Regions from separate parts of the Mus musculus genome. Here regions 1 and 3 are each linked to region 2. The links are chromatin loops, found by intact Hi-C in ENCODE. Cell type or tissue: heart. All regions are shown on one strand.

Region 1 (8,000 bases), 130 kb after region 2:
TGTTGGAGAAGAACTGCATTCTATTTGTTACTCAGTACCTGAGCACCTAGAAGATATCCCTTGCCTATAGTCACAGGGTCTACATTTTCCTTAAGCAACAATGACTTTGGACTATAGTTCTCTCTGTGCCTATATCCACTGTGTTCAGGTCAATGTAGGTTCAGTTTCTTTGAAAACTTGTTAAGTTTTATCTAACTTTGGGCTTAAGGCATGAGAATAAACCAAAGGTAAAGAATGGATGGTAAAGGCAGATTTCACCAAAGACTCCCAGGCAGGCCTGGTCGGTGTCCAGGGGAAGTTCTGCTCAGGAGATTTGACAGGTTTATATTAGGGTTCTTTCTATCATTCATACCTTCTCTTTATGATAAGAGACCTTCCCCAAGCTGTGATGTGCTATTCTGCAACTGAAAAATGTAGTGTCTAGAGTTAGAACAATTCTAATTTGTTTCTTGTGAATTTAACAAGTTAGCTGCCCTCAGTAAAAAAAAAAAAGCAGACACTAGTATGGCTCACAAATACCTTTCTCCCTTATCCACATTCCCCTGCTTCCTCCTGGCAACTGCAGAAACACCTGGAAGATCAAGCAAGGCGCTTTGAAAACCATGTTAGGGCACTAGGAAGGAAGCAGGAGGCCAGAAGTTTAAGGTGGTTTTTGGTCGTCCCACAAGTTAAAGCCCAGTATCCGATACTCCACACCCTATTTCCAAACACACACACACACACACACACACACACACACTTGCACACACACACACACAAACATTAGAGAAGTACTGAAAAATCTCATTTTAGGGTAAAAAAACTCATTATATAAATAAAACTAGGCACCTCCCCTTTATCCTACCTTTTTTGTTGTGGGTTTTTTTTTTGTTTTGTTTTTTTGTTTGTTTTTTTTTTTGTTTTGTTTTTCGAGACAGGGTTCTCTGTATAGCCCTGGCTGTCCTGGAACTCACTTTGTAGCCCAGGCTGGCCTTGAACTCAGAAATCTGCCTGCCTCTGCCTCCTGAGTGCTGGGATTAAAGGCATGCGCCCCCACGCCTGGCTTCTCTTTAATCCTACTTTTGTTTTCCTATGAAATGATTACTTTACTTTGGTAAATGATGTAATAGCCATTTTAGGGTAGGGAAATGCAGATATACATTCTAATTGAAACTTCTCTATTATCTGAATAAAAACCCACCAATGCCCCTTCATACAAACAACCATATAACATGTGAAACAAAAAATGAAGTTATATGTATTTCATAACTACAGAGGAAAAGCCTAACAGAGGTTTATGTTTATGAACATTATATTAGAAAATTCACTTCTTGTCATTTGGATACCTGCCTCTTTGATAGTAGCCAAAGTCTTTAACTTGTAACCTTCTGATTAAACCACCATTATTAATGAACATAGTCTATAAAGTCTGGAGACCAAGAAAGATCTCAGAGACAATGTAGTTCAATTTTTTTTTTAATGGAACTGTCTGTCCATAGTCCAGGAAGCTAAGACCAACCACAGCTAAGGTTCACATCTCCCTTGTACATATAACTAGAGTCTACATGACACATAGATGGTCTCTATTGACATACAGGCATTATAGCTCCAGCCTGCTCAGTTCTAGCATCCATAGAAAGCATGGTAGGAACGTTACAACAGAGCCACATGGAAAACAAAATATGAAGATTCAATAGGCTGGGCACAGATATGAAAATTTGTAGGGGTGATTTGCATTGCCAGCTAATACACCAAGGACAGCTGGTCACCTAACTACCAGAAACTGGGCTACTCTTCAGCAGGCAAATGTTTCTATATTTTTTACTTTGTCTTTATATTTTAACTCACTTACTAAATGTATTCACCTTTTTTGTCAATGATAGAACAAATACAGATGGGAGGAAGGGAATGCTCAGTCTAGGAAAAAATGGATGCTGGGAAACCAAGGTGGAAAGGACCACATTTTCTACATGAGTACAAGATGAAAAAGGGTACCAAAATAGGAAAAAAAATTTAGAGTTCATCTTAACAATGAAAATCTGTCTGAGGACCACAACACATGAAGATTATACATTTAATATTTATATAATAATATACCATGCATGAAGCCGTACATATTCTAATAGTATAGGGGCATAAGAATTTTATGGCATATTTGTTAAGCATAAATACTGCAAAATCTCTGTTAAACATATTATGAACAAAATGATTGCAGTGAACACTCACAGTGATGCAGTTTAGCCATTATTCTATTTCCTGTGTATGGGGACATGCTCGAACAGGCAGTGTGGTACAGAAGAATCAGGTACTGCACTCATAGGCTTAATACAAAGCCCACCCTTTTCTAACCACATTGTCCTCACAGCTAGAGAGAATTAGAATGCTATGGGGCAATTCCCATTTGCTTATAGCAGCTTTACTATTTAAGTCTTAACATTTTAAGCTTTATAATTTAGGTCTTATTTGCAAAACACATGAAATTCAAGAAGAAGGAAGACCAAAGTGTGGATACTTCGATCCTTCCTAGAAGAGGGAACAAAATCCCCAAGGAAGGAGTTACAGAGACAAACTTCAGAGCAGAGACTGAAGGAATGACCATCCAGAGACTGCCCCACCTGGGGATCCATCTCATAAACAACCACCAAACCCAGACACTATTGCAGATGCCAACAAGATTTTGCTGACAGGAGCCTGATAAAGCTGTCTCCTAAGAAGCTTTGCCAGTGCCTGGCAAATACAGAAGTGGATGCTCACAGCCATCAACTGGACCGAGCACAGGATCCCCAAAGAAGGAGCTAGAGAAAGTAGCCAAGGAGCTGAAGAGGTTTGCAGCCCCTTAGGAGGAGGAACAATATGAACTAACCAGAGCTCCCTGGGACTAAACCACCAATCAAGGAAATCACATGGTGGGACTCTTGTCTCTAGCTGCATATGTAGCAGAGGATGGCCTAGTTGGCCATCAATGGGAGGAGAGGCCCCTTGGTCTTGTGAAGGTTCTATGCCCCAGTATAGGGGAATGCCAGGGCCAGGAGGCAGGAGTGGGTGGGTTGGGGAGCAGGGGGAGGTGGGAGGAGATAGGGAATTTTCAGAGAGGAAACTAGGAAAGGGGATAACATTTGAAATGTAAATAAAGAAAATATCTAAGTAAAAAATAATAAAAGGTCTTATAATTACAATGAAATGAGAGTTCACTAGGCTGATAACTCAGAGACTTTCTATCAATTCTAAGAGTCATATATGGATATTGACTAGCATTTTAAAATTCTGCTTGCCAGAGCCTCCCTGGATGAGAATGTCTCTATTGGCTACTTGAGCATGTAAGGCTTGCTTTAATATAGTAAGAGAAAAAAGCCCACTGATCCCCTAGTCAGCCAATTTGGTTAAGTTAGCCAAAAATACTTAGTGGACCAACGTGTTTACCAGATTTTTTTTTCATCCAAACAGACCCACCCTTAGCACCCAACATACTAAAGTTAAGCCCATACTTCTCTGGACATGTCCATCAACAACTTTCTAACTGAAGCTTGCTGTGAATGTTCGGTTTTGTCACCGCTGGGAATCAAGGACCAAGCCCTGGGATCAAAGCATCATGTTCAGACTGTTCACATTTGCCCTGTGTGGTGGTGGGAGCTATCCCGGCCCTGTCCCAGCTCATTCCACACTCATCTCCTCATGTCCATACTCTGAGCTCTTAGGTCATAGGATAATCTTGGATTTCCTCCTCCCACATTCTGCCTTTTTCATGTAAGCACTAGTACCATCCGCTGCCAGTCTCCTCCTTTCAGTCCCTGCTAACACTGGAATGGTTGGTCAGGAATACAGAGAAGCAACCCCCAAACAGCACAACGCTTCAGACCCAGGCTTGTGAGTATCCAGTCAAACTGAGGTTAGGGGACTCAGCCAGTACTCCACAGATGCCACCTTTGAAGGCTTATGACATGACAGATGCTACTCAAGATCCATCTCAAAAACAAACAAACAAACAAACAAACAAACATCACCCAAGCCTTTCACTCCTATAACGAGGGCTCTTATAAATACATTAATGTTATTGGTGAGGACATCAAGGTCAAGAGGATTAAATAATGTGCCCAAGGTGGGGTCAAGACTTTTATTTCAAAGCATATTTTCCTTCATGTTTCACTACATTAAATCACAGAGTATGAATCAGGTAATTTCCCATTACTTGTCTGTCTACCAGCCTAGAATCTTCCACCAAGTTTTCCCATTATACTATATGGTTAGGGAAGATTTGATTCTAAATCAGAACACCCAGAAGCCATCTTCCTAACCACAGAATACATTTTATACTCTCAGAATGTTTAAATATTTCTTTGTGCCCTAGGGATGGAGAACTTAAGAATATCTGTGAATACTTGGAGTCTATTGGGGGAAAACATTTTCAATTAAGAAATTTAAAATGTATATATTTGACATAAACATTTTATAGAAGGCATTTTAATGAACAGCATCTTCATTTTTAAAAGATAGATGCAATGATCACTATGGATACTGTTTGGGCTAGAGGAATATTGGGGAACTTATGGGTCACTGAAAGAAAACTTAAGTGAACATGGTATGTGTTGGTTTTTAGTATGTGACAGTCAAGATCAATGGACCAGGAGTACATATTACCATAAAAAAATCTGAAAACATTAGAGAACTTCTGTGTGTGTGTATGCACATAGAAAAGTTACTAACATGTTTTTTAATATTACAATCAACGTGAGCTGGGTAGCATGCTGTATACTTATATAAATTAAACAATGTAGAGAATGCTACTATGTAGAGTATGTACCACTTCAGCTTACGCATATGAAGGAACCATAACAGACATACTTTACTACGTGGACGGCTGCATACAGAGGTCAGAAGCCAAGGACCATGAAACTTTACTCTTCTGTAGGGAAGGTTAAGAAAAGTGAAAGTGGTGGTGCACGCCTTTAATCCCAGCACTCTGGAGGCAGAGGCAGGTGGCTCTCTGAGTTCAAGGCCAACCTGGTCTACAGAATGAGTTCCCTGATAGCCAGGACTACACAGAGAAACATGCTTCAAAAACAAAAACAAACAAGACAAAACAAAGATGAAAACAAAAAGAAGAGAGAAAGTGAGAGAAAGCCCAAGAGGGCAAAAAACATTTGTGTGCAGATAACTGAGGATGGACATAAATTTCAAGGCTGCCTCGGAGCTTTGACCCACAAATCCATTTTTATTGTTAGTTATATCTGTATTTAGCAGTGGTTTAATAGAAGCCCTATGTTCAGAAATTTCTTTAACAGCATCCCTGTGAACATACAGTTTTTCTACCTCCTCCCAAGTCCTGGCTAGAAGCTCAGGTTGTAGCTCCAATGATATTGTCCTGAAATTGGCAGCACAACAGAGGCCTTGGATTTTACCCTACACAAATTGCTCTACGGTCTTTTTATAAACAGAGACGGGCAGTAGAGAGAGGGAGAGAATGAAGGAAGAGCAGTGAGCTAATGACTGACTGGGATTTGCCATTTGTCCCCTAACTGCTATCCCCCCTCCCCCATATTCAGTGACTCCAATGGGTGGCAGTAATTGTGAATTTTCTTCCTTTGAACCTTTCGCGTTGTCCCATCCCTTAACCTCAAGCCAACAGGGGAGCGCAGTGGGGGCTAAGGGAAAGGTGGGGTTAGGGAGGGCTTCAGGATCCAGGGCTGGCAAATGAACTCCCAAACAAACCTGACCCAGCACTAAAAATAAGCATGCTTACATGCCTAACACATTTTCGGAACACTAAACTGAACTCCTCCTGAGGCTTAGATGTCATTCTTATTCAACTTTATATAAAATACAGATGCAACAACTCTCAGTGCTGGGACCAGTAAGTTTTGATGTAACAAACACACATCTGTTTAGACATGAACAGAGAATGAAGACAGTGGACAGGCCCAGTGTATCAGCTGCTCACCCAGATTCCAGTCAAATGCTGATAAGGCTCACTGGGGCGTTGCCTTATTTAGTCAGACTTCTGTACCCAACACCGTAGTATAGTGACAACTGCAGAATCCTCCTCCTTTCAGCCATCTGCTGGCACACCAATTAGAAGAAGCATCTTTACCATGCAGTGTGCTGGTTCTCTGACTGCAACTTTCCCACAAAGAATGATAACGACAGGACACAGCAAGCTGCATAGGCTGTTTGCCAGTGGAATCCCCATGATGGGCAGTAATACCAATTATGGTTTAGTTTGTAAGGCTCTTCCCCAACCCCATCACTGAACAAATTCAGTGGGAGCTGATCTTGTACATGCTGTCCACAGAGTACATAACCAAACTACCCCCAGACCTCAGTGAGTCAGTTTTAATTGTTTATAGACTTGTGAAGTCATTTATCTATTAATGTTAGATGAATTGAAGTATATATTGCTAAATAGCAACACGAGCAGAGTACAGGCAGTGCTTTGGCATGGGCTCCCATGTTTTAGCCTGGGCTCCCATCCTTTATCTATCACTCTGAAATACAAAAAGCTTTAAAAAGACAAACAGCCATATACATTTCATGCCAAAATTTCACAGGAACACCTGAATGCAACTGATTTGAAGGTGTTCATGGTTCCCTTTTAGTCCACTTAGTGTGCGTGTAAATTTCCACAGAGAATGTCTTTGATTTCTTGGTAGTACTTAGCCCCCAAACAATCAGGGAACAGCAGGAATCCATGTTATATTTTTCACACTGCTTTTCAAAAAGCCACTTAGTATGGAATGTAAAACATGCCTTTACTCAGAAGATTTTTTTTGTTTTTGATTTTAAAGCTGAAGGCCTATTTGTTTCTTTATGTCCCAGTAGTGAGAATTTAATCTAGGACCATTCAACTGCTAGGTAAGCAAGCACAATACCACAGAGCTATCTTCCAGCTCTTTTCTTTTAAACTAATCTTTTTCATTTTGAATTTATTTAAAATGTTCATACAAGTATACACTGTATGGGTATACTGTTTTTTACATAGTCTCACTATGGAGTTCTGATGGACCAAGGGATTCCCATACTTTTGTCCTAGCCTAAGGCAATAGGCTTCCCAGAAAGTTTTAGGTAGTAACTGTGGATGTGTAGTATGCTGGTATTTGTATAAAAGGTGATAAATATATATGTAGGTATAAAAACTAGGAAAAAAAATGTACAAGATTACCAACATTTGCTGCCTTTGGGAAGAGCACATGGTCAGCCAGAGTCAGGAACAGTGAGGACATTTGTATACTTGATCTATGTCATCTGATAATTTAAGATTATTAATCATGAACAGTACTCATCTTTAAAACATAAAGAAAATTGAAAAGTGCCACCCCTTCCATTCATATGGCAAGAGCCCAACCTACTTATAGTGTACCTAGCTGGTGGGCATCTGTAGGCAATACTGCACTTACATAGCTGCAGATAGTTCTGGCCGGCCCTTCCAGATCAACCAAACTCCAATTTCTGTCTCCTTTAAGCCTGTGTATTTCCAGAGCCTCCCTCTCTCCCTTCAAAGCATAGTTCATTTCTTCAGTGATACTCTCCTGTCCCTAACCTCTCTGTGGCCACTTCAGCTCTGGCTGTAATGTCACTGTGGCCCATTAAACACATGCGTGCTCCTTGATTTGCTCCATTTTTTTTGAAGTAGGGATGAATAGCCTGCCTTTAAGGTTTACTTGTTACAGTTTTTCCTACATTGACAGTTCATTATATGCTGTGTGTGTATCTGCTCTTCTGTAATAAGCCTTCCTACACACTAACAGCTACTAAACTGAACCAAGCGTATAAAACATAACCACTGCCCATAGAATCTTCAAAATACAATAAAAGGGAACAATAATCACTATGGGTTTTGAAGACTCAAATGCCAACTGTCATTACAAATGTGCATGCAAAAGATGAGGTTAGGTAGACAGGGAGATGCTCTTGAGCCCACAACACTATGTGCTAATACATGTGCTTTCAGTGGAGAAAATCCAATCATATTACGTAACATACAACCATGTGAACGGGACTAGCTAAGTCACTATGAGTTAAACATTGCA
Region 2 (8,000 bases):
GTCACTTGATCTTCGACAAGGGAGCTAAAACCATCCAGTGGAAGAAAGACAGCATTTTCAACAATTGGTGCTGGCACAACTGGTTGTTATCATGTAGAAGAATGCGAATCGATCCATACTTATCTCCTTGTACTAAGGTCAAATCTAAGTGGATCAAGGAACTTCACATAAAACCAGAGACACTGAAACTTATAGAGGAGAAAGTGGGGAAAAGCCTTGAAGATATGGGTACAGGGGAAAAATTCCTGAACAGAACAGCAATGGCTTGCTCTGTAAGATCGAGAATTGACAAATGGGACCTAATGAAACTCCAAAGTTTCTGCAAGGCAAAAGACACCGTCAATAAGACAAAAAGACCACCAACAGATTGGGAAAGGATCTTTACCTATCCTAAATCAGATAGGGGACTAATATCCAACATATATAAAGAACTCAAGAAGGTGGACTTCAGAAAATCAAATAACCCCATTAAAAAATGGGGCTCAGAACTGAACAAAGAATTCTCACCTGAGGAATACCGAATGGCAGAGAAGCACCTGAAAAAATGCTCAACATCCTTAATCATCAGGGAAATGCAAATCAAAACAACCCTGAGATTCCACCTCACACCAGTCAGAATGGCTAAGATCAAAAATTCAGGTGACAGCAGATGCTGGCGTGGATGTGGAGAAAGAGGAACACTCCTCCATTGTTGGTGGGATTGCAGGCTTGTACAACCACTATGGAAATCAGCCTGGCGGTTCCTCAGAAAACTGGATATAGTACTACCGGAGGATCCAGCAATACCTCTCCTGGGCATATATCCAGAAGATGCCCCAACTGGTAAGAAGGACACATGCTCCACTATGTTCATAGCAGCCTTATTTATAATAGCCAGAAGCTGGAAGGAACCCAGATGCCCCTCAACAGAGGAATGGATACAGAAAATGTGGTACATCTACACAATGGAGTACTACTCAGCTATTAAAAAGAATGAATTTATGAAATTCCTAGCCAAATGGATGGACCTGGAGGGCATCATCCTGAGTGAGGTAACACATTCACAAAGGAACTCACACAATATGTACTCACTGATAAGTGGATATTAGCCCAAAACCTAAGATACCCAAGATATAAGATACAATTTCCTAAACACATGAAACTCAAGAAAAATGAAGACTGAAGTGTGAACACTATGCCCCTCCTTAGAAGTGGGAACAAAACACCCTTGGAAGGAGTTACAGAGACAAAGTTTGGAGCTGAGATAAAAGGATGGACCATGTAGACACTACCATATCCGGGGATCCATCCCATAATCAGCTTCCAAATGCTGACACCATTGCATACACTAGCAAGATTATGCTGAAAGGACCCTGATATAGCTGTCTCTTGTCAGAGTATGCCTGGGCCTAGCAAACATAGAAGTGGATGCTCACAGTCGGCTATTGGATGGATCACATGGCCCCCAATGAAGGAGCTAGAGAAAGTACCAAAGAAGCTAAAGGGATCTGCAACCCTATAGGTGGAACAACATTATGAACTAACCAGTACCCCGGAGCTCTTGACTCTAGCTGCATATGCATCAAAAGATGGCCTAGTCGGCCATCACTGGAAAGAGAGGCCCATTGGACACGCAAACTTTATATGCCCCAGTACAGGGGAACGCCAGGGCCATAAAAGGGGATCGGGTGGGTAGGGGAGAGGGGGTGGGTGGCTATGGGGGACTTTTGGTATAGCATTGCAAATGTAAATGAGCGAAATACCTAATAAAAAATGGAAAAAAAAAAAAAGAGTTGATTTTAAAACAGGTGCCACGTCTGAATGTAGCAGAATACCTTCTTTCAGCTTGTTCTTCATATGCTGGGAGAGCTAGGGCAATAGACAATGTTTCTAATTTTTTTAAATTTAAAAACAATGTGTTACTTAAAATTATATCTTGAGCATGTGAAATTTTCTTAAAATTTGATTGTTAGAAAACACATGGTGGAACTAACTTGTGGCTCTAGGGGAGCAGAGGCCCTTATTCCTGTGAAGGCTCCCAGTGTAGGGAAATGCCAGGACTGGGAATGGGAGTGGGTGGATTGGGGAGCAGGGGGCGGTGGGAGGAGATAGGGCATTTTTGGAGGGGAAACTAGGAAAGGGGATAACATTTGAAATGTAAATAAAGAAAATATCTAATAATTTTTTTTAAAGTTGATTGTTTGGGGACTTCAAAGCTAGTGTCATTATGATAGTGTCAAAGGACTTCAGCAGTTCCCAGCAGCTTGTCTTTCAATGATGGCATTGTCTTGGGAAAACTTAGCAGGGTGTCACTATTTTGACACTCTCACCAGGGTGTCCTGGCCTGTACTGCAGAGGAATAGCCTTCTCTCTCACCCTGTTGCTTAAGTTTGGGGTCCAGTAGACATGTCCTCTCCCCGATACTGGCTTTGCTAATCATCAAGCTCTTCCTGCCGTGCAAATCCAGAGGTTCTGCTCCATTCTTAATTTTACAGAATTGGGACAGTTTATAGTTTATATTTTGGGTTTCTTGTGAGAATAAATGAGAGGCATATGCAGTAGAGTACTAGATGGATTAAGTGTGTTGTTTCTAGTTAACCCGTAGTGGGATATTGGGTATATTTTAGGTATCCTATTTCCTCATCCATAGAAGGAGTACATTGTATCTGTTTTTTCAAGCAGTTGATTAGATACAAAGAATGCACAAACATGAGTTGGTCCTTTTTACAACACTATTCCTGGAATATATACTGAGTTCCAGTAGATTATGTTTTTCCCCCACTGAACTCTGCTGATTTTGTTTGAGATAGGGTTTCTCTATGTAGGCCTTGTAGGCCTAGAACTCATATATAGACCAGCTTGGCCTCAAACTCATAGAGACATGCCTGCCTCTGTCTCCCCAGTGCTGAGATTAAAGGTGTGTGTCACCATGTCCTGCTGAATTCTGATGTTTTAAATGTCTCAACTTGGGCAAAAGAGTGCTGATGAGCTCCATAGTCCACAGGCAGGAGTGAAGATGCTGACTGGTGGGGAAGCTGGAAGGATTCACAGAACAGGCTCAGGAGTGACAGACTGTGAGCCTGCCAAGAAACTGTACAGGGAGCTCCTTCCCTCACACTGCTAAAAATACTGCTGGGAGAGTAATTTCTCTGGTCCTAATTTAGAAATCAAAGACAGAGCCACCATTTTCATGTTTGGATCCTGGTCAGCCTTCAGTCTGAGTTTTAAATTTCAAGAGATTTTTGTGGAGGGAACAGTTAAAATAGCCTGTAGAGTTTGGAAATTTTATTCGAGAATAGGTACATGTTGGGCATCATTTAGGAAATTACTAGTATTTTTGAAAGGCTTTATTAGGAATAGTTGGAATGCCATAGTAAGAAAATCTTTTCAGCTATTGACCTGCCCATAAGTCTATGATTAAATGTGTGTGTGTGTGTGTGTGTGTGTGTATGCGCGCGCGCACAATCTTTCACTGTGGATTATTGTTCACTCACTTCCACAAACATTTATTGAGTTATTATTATGAAAAATACTGCATCCAGCCCTTGAACAGAAGTAGGAAAATATAAAGAGAAGTAGCAAGAGATTCCTATTCTCAAGTGATCTTAGAGTGTTCTGGGAAACACGAGGCTTCAAAACCAACACAAGGAAACACGTTGGGTTCAGGGTCTAGTCAGGGTTGTTGTGTGTAGAAACAGGCTAATAATGTAGGCTGGATAGAGGGCTCAGCAAATACAAACACTAGATGCACTTCCAGAGGACTAGTCTCAGTTTCTAGCACTACACTTGTCTGTAACTCCAGTTCTAGGGGATCTATTGCCCTTGGTTTTTTTTTGCTGTGACCACCACACACACACAGGCAGTATAATTATATATACACACAGGCAGTATAATTATATACATGCAGGCAAAACATTCCTACACATAAGACAAATAAACCTTAACGACAACAAAAGAAACAGGTCAATTAGCTAAACAACTTGTCAAATCACTTCACCAACTACCAATTACTAAAAGACCAAATTAGTCACAATCAACTTGCCATTCGCCCAGCTCCACTGAGTGTTGCTGAAGAAAGAATTTGCTTATGGGGCTCTATAGAGGAAACCTTTTATTAGTATTATTTAATACTGTATTTGTATTAGTAAAGTGGTTATTTTAAACTTCCAGCCATGGACTATGTCTATGATTTCCAGTCCTCTTGAGTTAGGCCATGGGAGAACATTGTGCATATCAAATTTCAGTAGCCAGAAGTGAAGTTTGCTTAAATAAATCAGACCACTTTAAGAAAGCTGATGCATTAGTTATGTTTTCAGTAGGAAAGAGATGCCACCAAAGGAACTGCCTGGAAATGCAAAGTTAGCTTTGTAAAGGTGCACATTCAGAAGTGTGGGAAGGATTAGGGAAACCAACAATGGTGGTTCCCACAGATGGGAAGTGTGAGAAGCCATGGCCACATGGAAGGGATGAGATGGTGGCAGTCACCTACCACATCTCATTTCTAGCAGGTGCCTCTCACTGCTCACAGCCAGTGATGAGCAGAGGTAACGAATTGCTAGGCAGAGGAAAGGGCAGAGAAGAGACATGGCACCTGTCTCATAAGAATAGGGGCATAAGGCATAAGTCTCGGATGCCTCCTATAAGGTGGTTTTAGAGAATCTAATAGAACATCTGTTTGGCTTACTAAAGCCCCTCTACAGACCTCTTGAAACATAGACATTTCTGCATTGACTTCCCTAAAGCTTAAAAGAATTTTAGTAGAGGGCCAGGGTACAATGTATGGCTCAGGCTAGAATCTTGTTATCTTGATTTTGTCTTGAGAGAACTGTACCTTAGTGTATCAGCCTGAAGCAAGATAGGGTGGACACCACTGTTGATGCAAGTGTAACTGACTGTGAGCGTTAGATCTACACAGGACTGATGCTTAATAGCAACCCCAGGTGATAAGGTTGAGGCAGAATACTCAAAGCAACTGTATTTCTCACTTCGAGCCTGAGTTTCCTCTGGATTAAGTGAATCTCTGAGGTTCTTAGATACTGAGGAGAAGGAATCGCCAAGATGGTGATAGACCTCCCACTAATAAAGTCACATGGGTCTTTGGAGGATTTAGGAGCATAACAACTGAGATACATGTCTTTGATTCTTTTTGTTTTGTTTTTGTTTGTTTTTGGTTTTGGTTTTTTTGTTTTGTTTTGTTTTGTTTTGTTTTGTTTTGTTTTTAGATAAGGTTTCTCTGTATAGCCCTGGGTGTCCTGGAACTCACTTTGTAGACAAGGATGGCCTTGAACTCAGAAATCCGACTGCCTCTTCCTCCCGAGTGATGGGATTAAAGGTTTATGCCACCACAACCGGCTTGAGTAGGAATTTTGATGGGGATTGCATTGAATCTGTAGATTGCTTTCAGCAGGATAGCCATTTTTACTATATTAATCCTGCCAATCCATGAGCATGGGAGATTTTTCCATCTTCTGAGATCTTCTTCAATTTCTTTCTACAGAGACTTGAAGTTCTTAACATACAGATCTTTCACTTTCTTAGTTAGGGTCATACCAAGATATTTCATATTATTTGTGACTATTGTGAAGGGTGTTATTTCCCTAATTTCTTTCTCATCCTGTTTACCCTTTGTGTAGAGAAAGGCCACTGATTTGTTTGAGTTAATTTTATATCCAGCTACTGTACTGAAGCTGTTTATCAGGTTTAGGAGTTCTCTGGTGGAATTTTTAGGGTCACTTATATATACTGTCTTAGTCAGGGTTTCTATTCCTGCACAAACATCATGACCAAGAAGCAAGCTGGGGAGGAAAGGGTTTATTTGGCTTACACTTCCATATTGCTGTTCATCACCAAGGAAGTCAGGACTGGAACTCAAGCAGGTCAGGAAGCAGGAGCTGATGAAGAGGCCATGGAGGGATGTTCTTTACTGGCTTGCTTCCCCTGGCTTGCTCAGCCTGCTCTCTTATAGAACCAAGACTACCAGCCCAGAGATGGTCCCACCCACTAGGCACCTTTCCCCCTTAATCACTAAGAGAAAATCCCTTACAGCTGGATCTCATGGAGGCATTTCCTCAACTGAAGCTCCTTTTTCTGTGATAACTCCAGCTGTGTCAAGTTGACACAAAACTAGCCAGTACATATACTATCATATCATCTGCAAATAATGATATTTCAACTTCTTCCTTTCAAATTTGTAACTGAAACCCCTTTACCTCCTTTTGTTGTCTAATTGCTCTGGCTAGGACTTCAATATTATATTGAATAGGTAGGGAGAAAGTGGGCAGCCTTGTCTAGTCCCCGACTTTAGTGGGATTGTTTCCAGCTTCTCTTCATTTAGTTTGATGTTGGCTACTGGTTTGCTGTATATTGCTTTTATTATGTTTAGGTATGGGCCTTGAATTCCTGATCTTTCCATGAGTTTTATCATGAAGGCTTGTTGGATTTTGTCAAACGATTTCTCAGCATCTAATGAGAAGATCATGTGATATTTGTCTTTGAGTTTGTTTATATAGTAGATTATGTTGTTGGATTTCCATATATTAAACTATCCCTGCATTCCTGGGATGAAGCCTACTTGGTCATAATGGAAGATTGTTTGGATGTGTTCTTGGATTCGGTTTGCAAGGATTTTATTCAGTATTTTTGCATTGATATTCATAAGGGAAATTGGTCTGAAGTTTTCTTTCTTTGTTGGATCTTTGTGTGGTTTAGGTATCAGAGTAATTGTGGCTTCATAGAATGATTTGGGTAGAGTACCTTCTGTTTCTATTTTGTGGAATAGTTTTAGGAGAGTTGGAATTAGGTCTTCTTTGAAGGTCTGATAGAACTCTGCACTAAACCCATCTGGTCCTGTGCTTTTTTTGGTTAGGAGACTATTAATGACTGCTTCTATTTCTTTGGGGAAATGGGGCTGTTTAGAGCGTTAATCTGATTCTGATTTAACTTTGGTACCTGGTATCTGACTAGGAAGTGTCCATTTCATTCATGTTTTCCAGTTTTGTTGAGTATACCCTTTTGTAGTAGGATCTGACGTTGTTTTGGATTTCCTCAGGTTCTGTTGGTATGTCTCCTTTTTCATTTCTGATTGTGTTAATTAGGATACTGTCCCTGTGCCCTCTATTAGTCTGGCTAAGGGTTAATCTATCTTGTTGGATTTTCTCAAAGAACCAGTTTCTGGTTTGGTTAATTCTTTGAATAGTTCTTTTTGTTTCCACTTGGTTGATTTCAGCTCTAAGTTAGATTATTTCCTGCAGTCTACTCCTCTTGTGTGAATTTGCTTCTCTTTATTCTAGAGCTTCTAGGTGTGCCTTCAGGCTGCTAGTGTATGCTCTCTCTAATTTCTTTTTGGAGGCACTCAGGGCTATGAGTTTTCCTCCAGACTGCCTTCCTTGTGTCCCATAAATTTGGGTATGTTGTGGCTTCATTTTCATTAAACTCTTAAAAAGTCTTTAATTTCTTTCTTCATTTCTTCCTTGACCAAAATATCATTGAGTAGAGTGTTGTTCAGTTTCCACGTGAATATTCGTGTATTAGTCAGGGTTCTCTAGAGTCGCAGGACTTATAGATAGTCTCTACATAGTAAAGGAATTTATTGATGACTTATAGTCTGTAGTCCAATTCCCAACAATGGTTCAGTAGTAGCTGTGAATGGAAGTCCAAGGATCTAGCAGTTGCTCAGTCCCACACAGCAAGCAGGCAAAAGAGCAAGAGTGAGTCTCCCTTCTTCCAATATCCTTATATGGTCTCCAGCAGAAGGTGTAGCCAGATTAAAGGTGTGTGCCACAACACCTTTAACCTCAGATGACCTTGAATTCAGAGATCTTAATCTTAATCTTCTGGAATCCATGGCCACTATGCTTCAAGATCTCCATACCAAGATACAGATCAGAAACTTCTATCTTCTATCTTCCAGCCTCCAGGTTAGGGTCAATGGTGAGCCTTCCAATTCTGGATGGTAGTTCATTACAAATATAGTCAAGTTGACAACCAGGAATAGCCACTACAGTTTGCTTTGTATTATTTAT
Region 3 (8,000 bases), 120 kb after region 2:
TCCTGAAGATTGCAGGATGGGTCTGAATTTCAACAAGGTTACACTTCAGCAGGAACATTTTTAGGTGGTGTTAAAAATGCTAAAAATTCAGCCAAACCAGGTGTGGTGGCGCACGCCTTTGATCCCAGGCAGAGGCAGGCAGATTTCTGAGTTCAAGGCCAGCATGGTCTACAAAGTGAGTTCTAGGATAGCCAGGGCTACACAGAGAAACCCTGTCTTGAAAAAACAAAAAACAAAACAAAACAACAACAACAAAAAAACCAGCCAAGTTACAGTTAGCATCCCCAGATCACCAAATTAGTAATTAATGTCTTCAACTTTGAAAGGAAGTATCGGTAGTTCATCCAGTTTCTTCTGGATTCTTAAATGTTCTCTACCTCTTCTCTTGAGAATCAACAACTTTCTGTTGTCTCTACTTGCTTTCATCATCTGTTACACTTTTATCCTGAGACCAATCTTTCTCCTGACAGTCAACAGGTAAAACTAAAAGTTTGTCCCAAGATAATGAGGAAAGAAAGATGTAAATGAACAAAGGCAATTGGTTTTTTCTTCAGTCTTTTAAATAAAAATAGCATGTGGAACAAAGGTGGTTTTGAAGATGAATACATAGACATCAAAATAAAAATGCATGCTACCTCTTAAAGATGGTGATGAAAATGAAGGCAAGATTTCATTTTTTTGTGTGTCTTCATGGGGACTGACTGGTACTGTGGCCTGTCAGTGGGGACAGGTGGACCCCTTGGTGCAGCCACTGAGGAATGTGGACCTTGCATTCTTAGATTCTACTCCAGAGTGAGAGGTGGACAGACAAACCAGCATCCTCCATAATGCTCAAGAATTCCAGGCATAGGAGCATATTATCCTCAAGAACAAAGGGGAATAGCTGATGCCATTTCCATTGAGGTAAGGATTCAGAATCTGATTTTGTTGTCTTGCAATGATGGTAAGTCACATTGGACCCTGAGGAGGCAGAGAGAGTTACCCAGTGTCAAAGTCCTGCTGCTGAATGTAGTATCTAAGAGCTTTAAGCCATAGTCTATACTTCAGAAATAACAGCAGACTTGGTAACAAAAATATGTGGCCTAGCCTTACCAATTGATTTTATCTTATATGAAGCATAAAGACAAACAGCAACCTTGTACTTTAAAAGTGAATACTATTCAGCTGTAAAAATAATGACATCATGAGCATTTATCATAGATAAATGGATGAGACTAGGAGAGATTGTATTGAATGAGGTAATGCAGACCAAGGAAGTCCAACATTTCATGTTCTCTCCCATCAGAGGCTCCTATCTCTGAGGCTGATGTGAGTACATGTCCTGAAGCAACTGCAGAAACCAGGAAGTCAAAAGGAGCATCAGGTGGTGGGTAGGGGAGCAAGAGATAAAGGAATAGCAGGCTACAAAGAAATGGCAAAAAGGAGTGAGGGTACTAATTACAGAGGAGGAAGGAGATATATACAGAAAAAGGAGTATGGATGATTGAAAAAGTTCATAAGGAAACATACTATTAACTATTTACTAAAAAAAAAATTTAAGAAGTCTCTGTGTAAACATATATATGTTATTAAAATAAAATGTTCTCATCTGGGCTGACAATGCTCCCTTCGAGAGCTGAAGATCACCTAAAAAAAATCCCAATATCAGGCATAAGCAGCTCTCTTTTGAGTTGTTGATAAAACTATTCAAGAGAATCCCCGAACATTACAGGTTATTGCTATTGCACTTAGTTGCCCCGAAAAGTGGAACATGATGCTACTGCTGAAGACACCATGTATTTTCAAACACATGATCCAGAGGCCCCTGAGTTACAACTTAACTGAAAATCTACTCCCTACCAGAAAGTGTCATTCAAACTTCTAAATGAGGGAAGAAACCAACAGCTCTACTCAGCTAGGATACCTACGAACCACAAAAATAACCAGCATGTCATGATAAGCCCAAGGGTACAGTAGTGGGGTGTATACCTTGGCATTAACCAACAGCTCTCCAGTTGGACTTATGAATCTGACAACTGAAAGGAAACCACACCTGGTATCAGAAACACAGGTGGGTAGGCAGGGCTGGTGAAGTATGGATTCTGGAGGAAAATCTACAATCTCCACTTTTCTAAGGCTAGAACAATCTCTAACTACCTTCTAAATATTTGTCCTTATATTCACAGATAAATGCAGTCTTCACCCCTCAACAAGGAAACTTCTTTGCTATAGATGGATATCATTATAAAAACAAAACCCTACAACTATTCAAAATGCAAAATTGTGGGATCCAGTCCCAAATGGTACACCTACAACACAATTCTTGCATATAAATCTCAGAGATCATTGTAGAAGACATGATGGAAGGATTTTAAGAGCCAGAGAATCAGGACATTTGTTATGAGACTCCTAAATAGTGTCAGAAACTAGACCCACAGTCTCACCAACATGACAGCCTAAACATGAGCTGAAGAAAGACAACAACAGACATTCCAAAGTGGCCAGGGTAAGGGTTTCAACCCCACGTACAGAACTATAGGCATCCACAGAACGTTGAGAGCAGGAGAAACAGCCTTCCCCAGGGAAGAACACACCAATTAGTTATCCTATACAAAGCTGTCAGCCCGGAAAGCACATCTAGAAGTAATAGTCTACACAATGAGCAGGTTATATTTATGTATGTAGGATTGTATGTGTATATGTATGTAACAATAATTAATGAAAAAAATGCCACAAATTTGAAACAGAGCAAGGAGAGATAAAAGAGCTTGCAGGAAAAGGGTGAATGACTTAATTTTAATTTCAAAACAAAAGGAATTATTAAAAAACCTGCTTTGTAGTTATAATTGTCAATTTTAAGCATATTAATTGTAAATTAATTACAATTAATTTAAATTAAATTTTGTAAGATGATAAATTCTTTGTATCAATAGACACCAACAACTGTAAGCCATCACTATGGGTGTGTGAAGGTGTCTTGTCTATGTTTGGGCTAAAACTTAACTGCATACATTCTCCTCTAATAAAATGTCTTCTGTTTTTGTTGGGAGTCAATAGAATAGGACAGGATTGGAATTAAGAATAACTAAAAACCTAGCAAGACAAACATTTTAGGGATGAAGTGTTTAACCAACATTAGATTCTGTGCTGACTATTCACTCTGTTTTGGCAACTAGTTAAGGCATGGTTGTTCAAACTTTTAAATTATGATTTCATTAGTTGAAACAGCAGGCTCTTTTATCAAATAAGTCTTTATTACAGGTCTACTATGTAATTCAATTCATGGGTTAAAAATGTCTCCTCTCCCTGGAAACCTAATTGCAAATGGTACTGCCTGACTTCTGATGTGAAATCATTAAACTGGAATTCAGTCATGAGACCTTATTTTAAAATAATATAGACAGTTTCTGCTTAGCTTTGGAAATAGCCTTCTGGGTGTTTCAGCATGTTACCAAAGTTCTTATCATCTGGGAATCATGGTGGGAAATGGAAGCCATGGAAAACCACCAGTAGGATCACAAGGTGTTCCATCCTGCTGTGTTCAAGCCCTACTGTCTAGCTTGAATGCCTGTTTTCCCATCTCTTTGCCATCTCTTGGCAAAGGGCCTCATTCCCTGTCACTTGCCATTTGTTCTGAGCTATTTTAAATCTGGACAAGTTGTGGTAGTAGGCTATATTTAAATTGGCCAGCACTGTGAAGAAATAGCTAATGCACGTGGCACCTTTTCCTTTTTTGATATAATCCAATTGTGCTTTGGCTGCAAATCAAATTGTGAGATTCTGTATCTTATACCCCCTAGCACACAAACCATTTCTACTCCCACTCCTGGCTCCCCAAGCAATTGACCCTTGATTGGGGGCCATGGGAGTCTTCTGGACGAGGTGTGACAGGGACCCAAGACCAGTCAGCAACCGCTTCCAGTAGTAAACAGAGAGACATGGGCAATAATGAAAGAGAAAGCAGAGACCCAGTGGCTCCAGGCTGAGTGGTGGAAACATCAGCAAAATCATTTCCCAAGGACCCAGTTCCAGATATGAATTTCATGAAATGTAATGTGTCCATTGTGAGCACCATCAAGGACATGGCACACATATGTAAAGCCAGCTTTCTCAGGTGTCTAAGCCTGGAAAAGGGGGACATAATGAGGGGCATGGTGTCTAGCCTGGTCCTCTGCCTCTGTCCCTTCATATGGTTGAACTAGACTTCTGTGCTAGGCAGGAGGGGGGAGGGGATTCTTAGTTGGAGTTACACCCTTGTTTTGCAGAGGAAAAACACTTTGGAAATGTTCTCAAATAACTAAAAGTTAAAAATAATGTAAAATTAAACACCTTTGTGGAGCACAGGTCTTTAGGTTCACAGTTCATGGTGGCCTAAAATTCAGACTTAAGATTCCATCGTGAGGAATTGGAAGACAAGGTAGCTTTGTAGAAGTATATCACAGACTTAGGGCTTTCATCAGACCTGAACTATGTGATGTTGATACTGATACGCCCACTTGCTCTGCAGAGGGTGGAAATCCAGGTGATGTACACCATTATGTTCCTCTGAGAGGCCTAAGAGCATGTAAGCTGAAACCAGGGGTTTTGCTTATTTATTTTGGCACTATTTACTTTGACTGCTTGTCTTATGAGAGGTTTCCTGCTGTAAGCCAAGTTTCTACCTGGTTGGTTTTGCTGAATATCTTTACAACCAAGCCAAGAACTCTGCTCAGTGGCAGAGTTCTTGTCAGGAATGGACAATGAATGCCTGGGTGCAATCTTTAGTACTGTCTTCCACTAAGAAGAAAAAAATAAAGAATTAAGACAAAACTCAAAACTAACCACTTTATTACCCATAGAGGTAGTGAACAACAGCCCGTGCTTTGCCTCCTGGAACAAGCAAGAAAACCACTTTAGAAATGGTATATATTAAAATTATATTTACTCACATAGACTCATCAATGAACTTGAAACCACTTTTAACTGTCCTTATCAAAGGAAGATCCCTTAGCAGGCTATTTGATTACTTTGTAGTCAGGGCTACAGATTTTTCAAACGTATTTTTACAGTAAGAAAGCAGAGATGAAGGAAACTGATCAAAATAGATGTTTGTTTTTACTGGAAGGCAAATAAGCGGTACTAAATATAATTATGATTTGAGTATAAGCAAAACACATCTCAAAATAAATTTCATACACTCCTCAGTGCTCTGGACTTTTAGTCTGTTAATTCCCAATTTTAATAGATATAATGTGATGCCATCTTCCTCCTGAATGCATTTCTAGTATAAGAAAATGACCAGTTCTAGTTTTGTCTGTTCTCTCTTTAAAGTACTACATGGGTTTTTGCCCCAATCCCTTATGCTGGGGTAAAACCCAGGTCCACACTGCTTACTAGGCAAGTGCTTTCTTTTGAGCCGTATACAAACATCCCAGCCCCAGGCTCATTATTAAAGGAAGTATGACAAGGGAAAATACGTGGTACTCTCCCATGGAACTCTGAGTCGCATTTGATATCTAGATCGAGCCTTGCACTTAAAGTCTGTGCCCAGAACCTGCCATGGCAATGCTGCTAAGGGGACCTGACCAAGGTCACAGTACAGCAGGTGAGGAGCACGTTATTCATACAGCGATGATAGATGTTTCAAACAGGCATCAGGTTTTCCTCAAAAAGCAAGCGGTAAGAGAAGAAGGTCTCAGCAACTTAAAAAAAGACATAATCAAGCATGAAACAGATGGAGACCAATACTAGTCTAGAAAAAAAGCCTGGAACTGTCATCTTTAGAACACATTTATGTGCATATTCATATTCAGTACAGATTCACCAAATTCTATTGGCTTAACCAGCCGTATGCTCATCCTTGTATCAACTGATGCAATACACATATGTGATGATGTTGGTTAACATTTTGACTTGTGTTTCACATGTACTATCTTTTGTAATCTGCCTGTTCTATCAATTGGTGCGAGTGGGTTTGAAGAAGCCATTTTCATCTGAATATCCACACCCACTGTGTTGATCAGGCTGTGCATTTTCCCTGCATTAGCCGTTCTTTCCACTGATTTTCTGTACTGTGAGGTGAATGTAAATTCTCTACTAGGTATGATTTTACATTTTTTCTTATACTGGAATAGCCATTATTATTATTATGTGAGTTGATTCTTTCACATAATAACCTTTCAGGAATAAGCAATTTTTAGTTTAAACAAAAAGTCCAAGAAATAGCTCTAGCCTCAAGAAACCAGTGACTACTTAATTCTTCAAAGGGTTTTATGTCCAGATATGGAACTCAGTGGCTATAGTACCTCCCTTTGACCCTTGCAAGGTCCTGCAAGTCTTGTTCTTTTTTTCACTGAGATTTGGCAGGTAATACTTGCTAAACTATCTGTAGCTCTTGCTCCATGCTCTTGGGTTGGTATATGAAGCCATGTACTTGCCAGGCTGGCCCTAGGCCACACTTGCATCCCATCATGGTCCCTGGAGTTCTCAATCCATCTGGAAGCTCTGACTGCTCCCTCCCTGATTTTTTGCCCTGGGTGCAGCCTGAGGTGTCTCTGCAACTTGTTAAACCTGGCACTGAAGACATAGGTACTTGAAGCCATAGCATAGTGTTACAATTACGGTGTAAAGGTAATCTTTGGGCTAGATTACCACAATGGAAATTCCACAGCTCTCTGTGCTTGCCCTATAGATGTAGACATACCATTTTGGATGCACAGATTTCAAAAACAGGTCAAAACTACTCTTATTTTTTACACCCAGAGTCGAGCTTCTTGCTGTTTGGCTAATGCATTCCTATACTTTTGTCTAATGTGTGAGTAGTAGTTCTCACGATTTATAGGTTGTAGCCAGGATGAGTTACTCAGCTTGCCTGGGTTTCATATTCTTCATCTGGCAAAGCAAACAGCATATAAAATCTGACTTTATACTTTTTTTTTCTCGCTATTTTCTTTATTTACATTTCAAATGTTATCCCCTTTCCTGGTTTCCCCTCAGAAAATCCCCTATCCCCCACCCCCATTCACCAACCCACCCACTCCCACTTCCTGGCCCTGGCATTCCTCTATACTGGGGTATAGATCCTTGACAGGACAAAGGGACGCTACTCCCATTGATGACCAACAAGGCCATCCTCTGCTACATATGTGACTGGAGCCATGGGTCCCTCTATGGTTGGTGGTTTAGTCCCTGGGAGTTCTGGAGGTACTGGTTGGTTGATATTGTTGTTCCTCTTATGGAGATGCAAAACCCTTCAGCTCCTTGGGTCCTTTCTCTAGTTCCTCCATTGGGGACCCTGTGTTCACTCCAATGATTGGCTGAGAGCATCCACTTCTGTATTTGTTAGGCACTGGTAGAACCCCCTCAGGAGACAGCTATATGAGGCTCCTGTCAGCAAGCACTTGTTAGCATCCACAAAAGTCTGGATTTGGTGATTGTATATGAAATGGATCCCCAGAGTCTGCTCTGGATGGCCATTCCTTCAGTCTCTGCTCCACACTCTGTAAGTCCTCCCATGGGTATTTTGTTCCCCATCTAGGAAGGACCAAAGTATCCACACTTTGGTCTTCTTTCTTTTTGATCTTCATGTGGTCTGTGAATTGTATCTTGGGTATTCTGAGCTTCTGGACTAATATCCACTTATCCCTGAGTGTATACCATGTGTGTTTTTTTGTGATTGGGTTACCTCACTCAGGATGATATTTTCCAGTTCCATCCATTTGTCTAAGAATTTCATGAATTCATTGTTTTTAATAGCTGAGTAGTACTCCACTGTATACATGTACCACATTTTCTGTATCCATTCCTCTGTTGAGGGACATCTGGGTTCTTTCCAGCTTCTGGCTATTATAAATAAGGTTGCTATGAACATAGTGGAGCATGTGTCCTTATTACATGTTGGAGCATCTTCTGGGTATATGCCCAGCAATTCTGAGGAACCACCATACTGATTTCCAGAGTGAAAATATGAGCTTACAATCCCACCAGCAATGGAGGAGTGTTCTTCTTTCTGCACATCCTTACCAGCATCTGCTGTCACCTGA

What was found. Peaks named below come from ENCODE experiments on the same cell type or tissue, not always from the same donor. Only the 100,000 strongest peaks of a DNase experiment are listed, where the experiment ranks them.
Region 1: a loop joins it to region 2, with 2.9 times the contacts of the local background. A loop is called at or near these places in 3 of 42 quality-filtered maps.
Region 3: it touches region 2 in a loop (2.3-fold over the local background); 3 of 42 quality-filtered maps call a loop at or near these places.

The regions. Positions count from the first base shown.
Region 1 is chr1:17,048,152-17,056,151 of GRCm38, forward strand. All of the region lies in intron 2 of Jph1 (junctophilin 1), which reads right to left. Among named protein-coding and RNA genes, the nearest start is that of Gm46085, 46 kb to the right of the region's middle. In heart, no CTCF peak of the experiment used is centred here; no DNase peak of the experiment used is centred here; H3K27ac peaks cover 1,924 bases.
Region 2 is chr1:16,913,800-16,921,799 of GRCm38, forward strand. No RefSeq gene overlaps it. Among named protein-coding and RNA genes, the nearest start is that of Gm46085, 180 kb to the right of the region's middle. In heart, no CTCF peak of the experiment used is centred here; a DNase peak (open chromatin) is centred at 3,062.
Region 3 is chr1:17,037,767-17,045,766 of GRCm38, forward strand. All of the region lies in intron 2 of Jph1 (junctophilin 1), which reads right to left. Among named protein-coding and RNA genes, the nearest start is that of Gm46085, 56 kb to the right of the region's middle. In heart, no CTCF peak of the experiment used is centred here; a DNase peak (open chromatin) is centred at 3,605.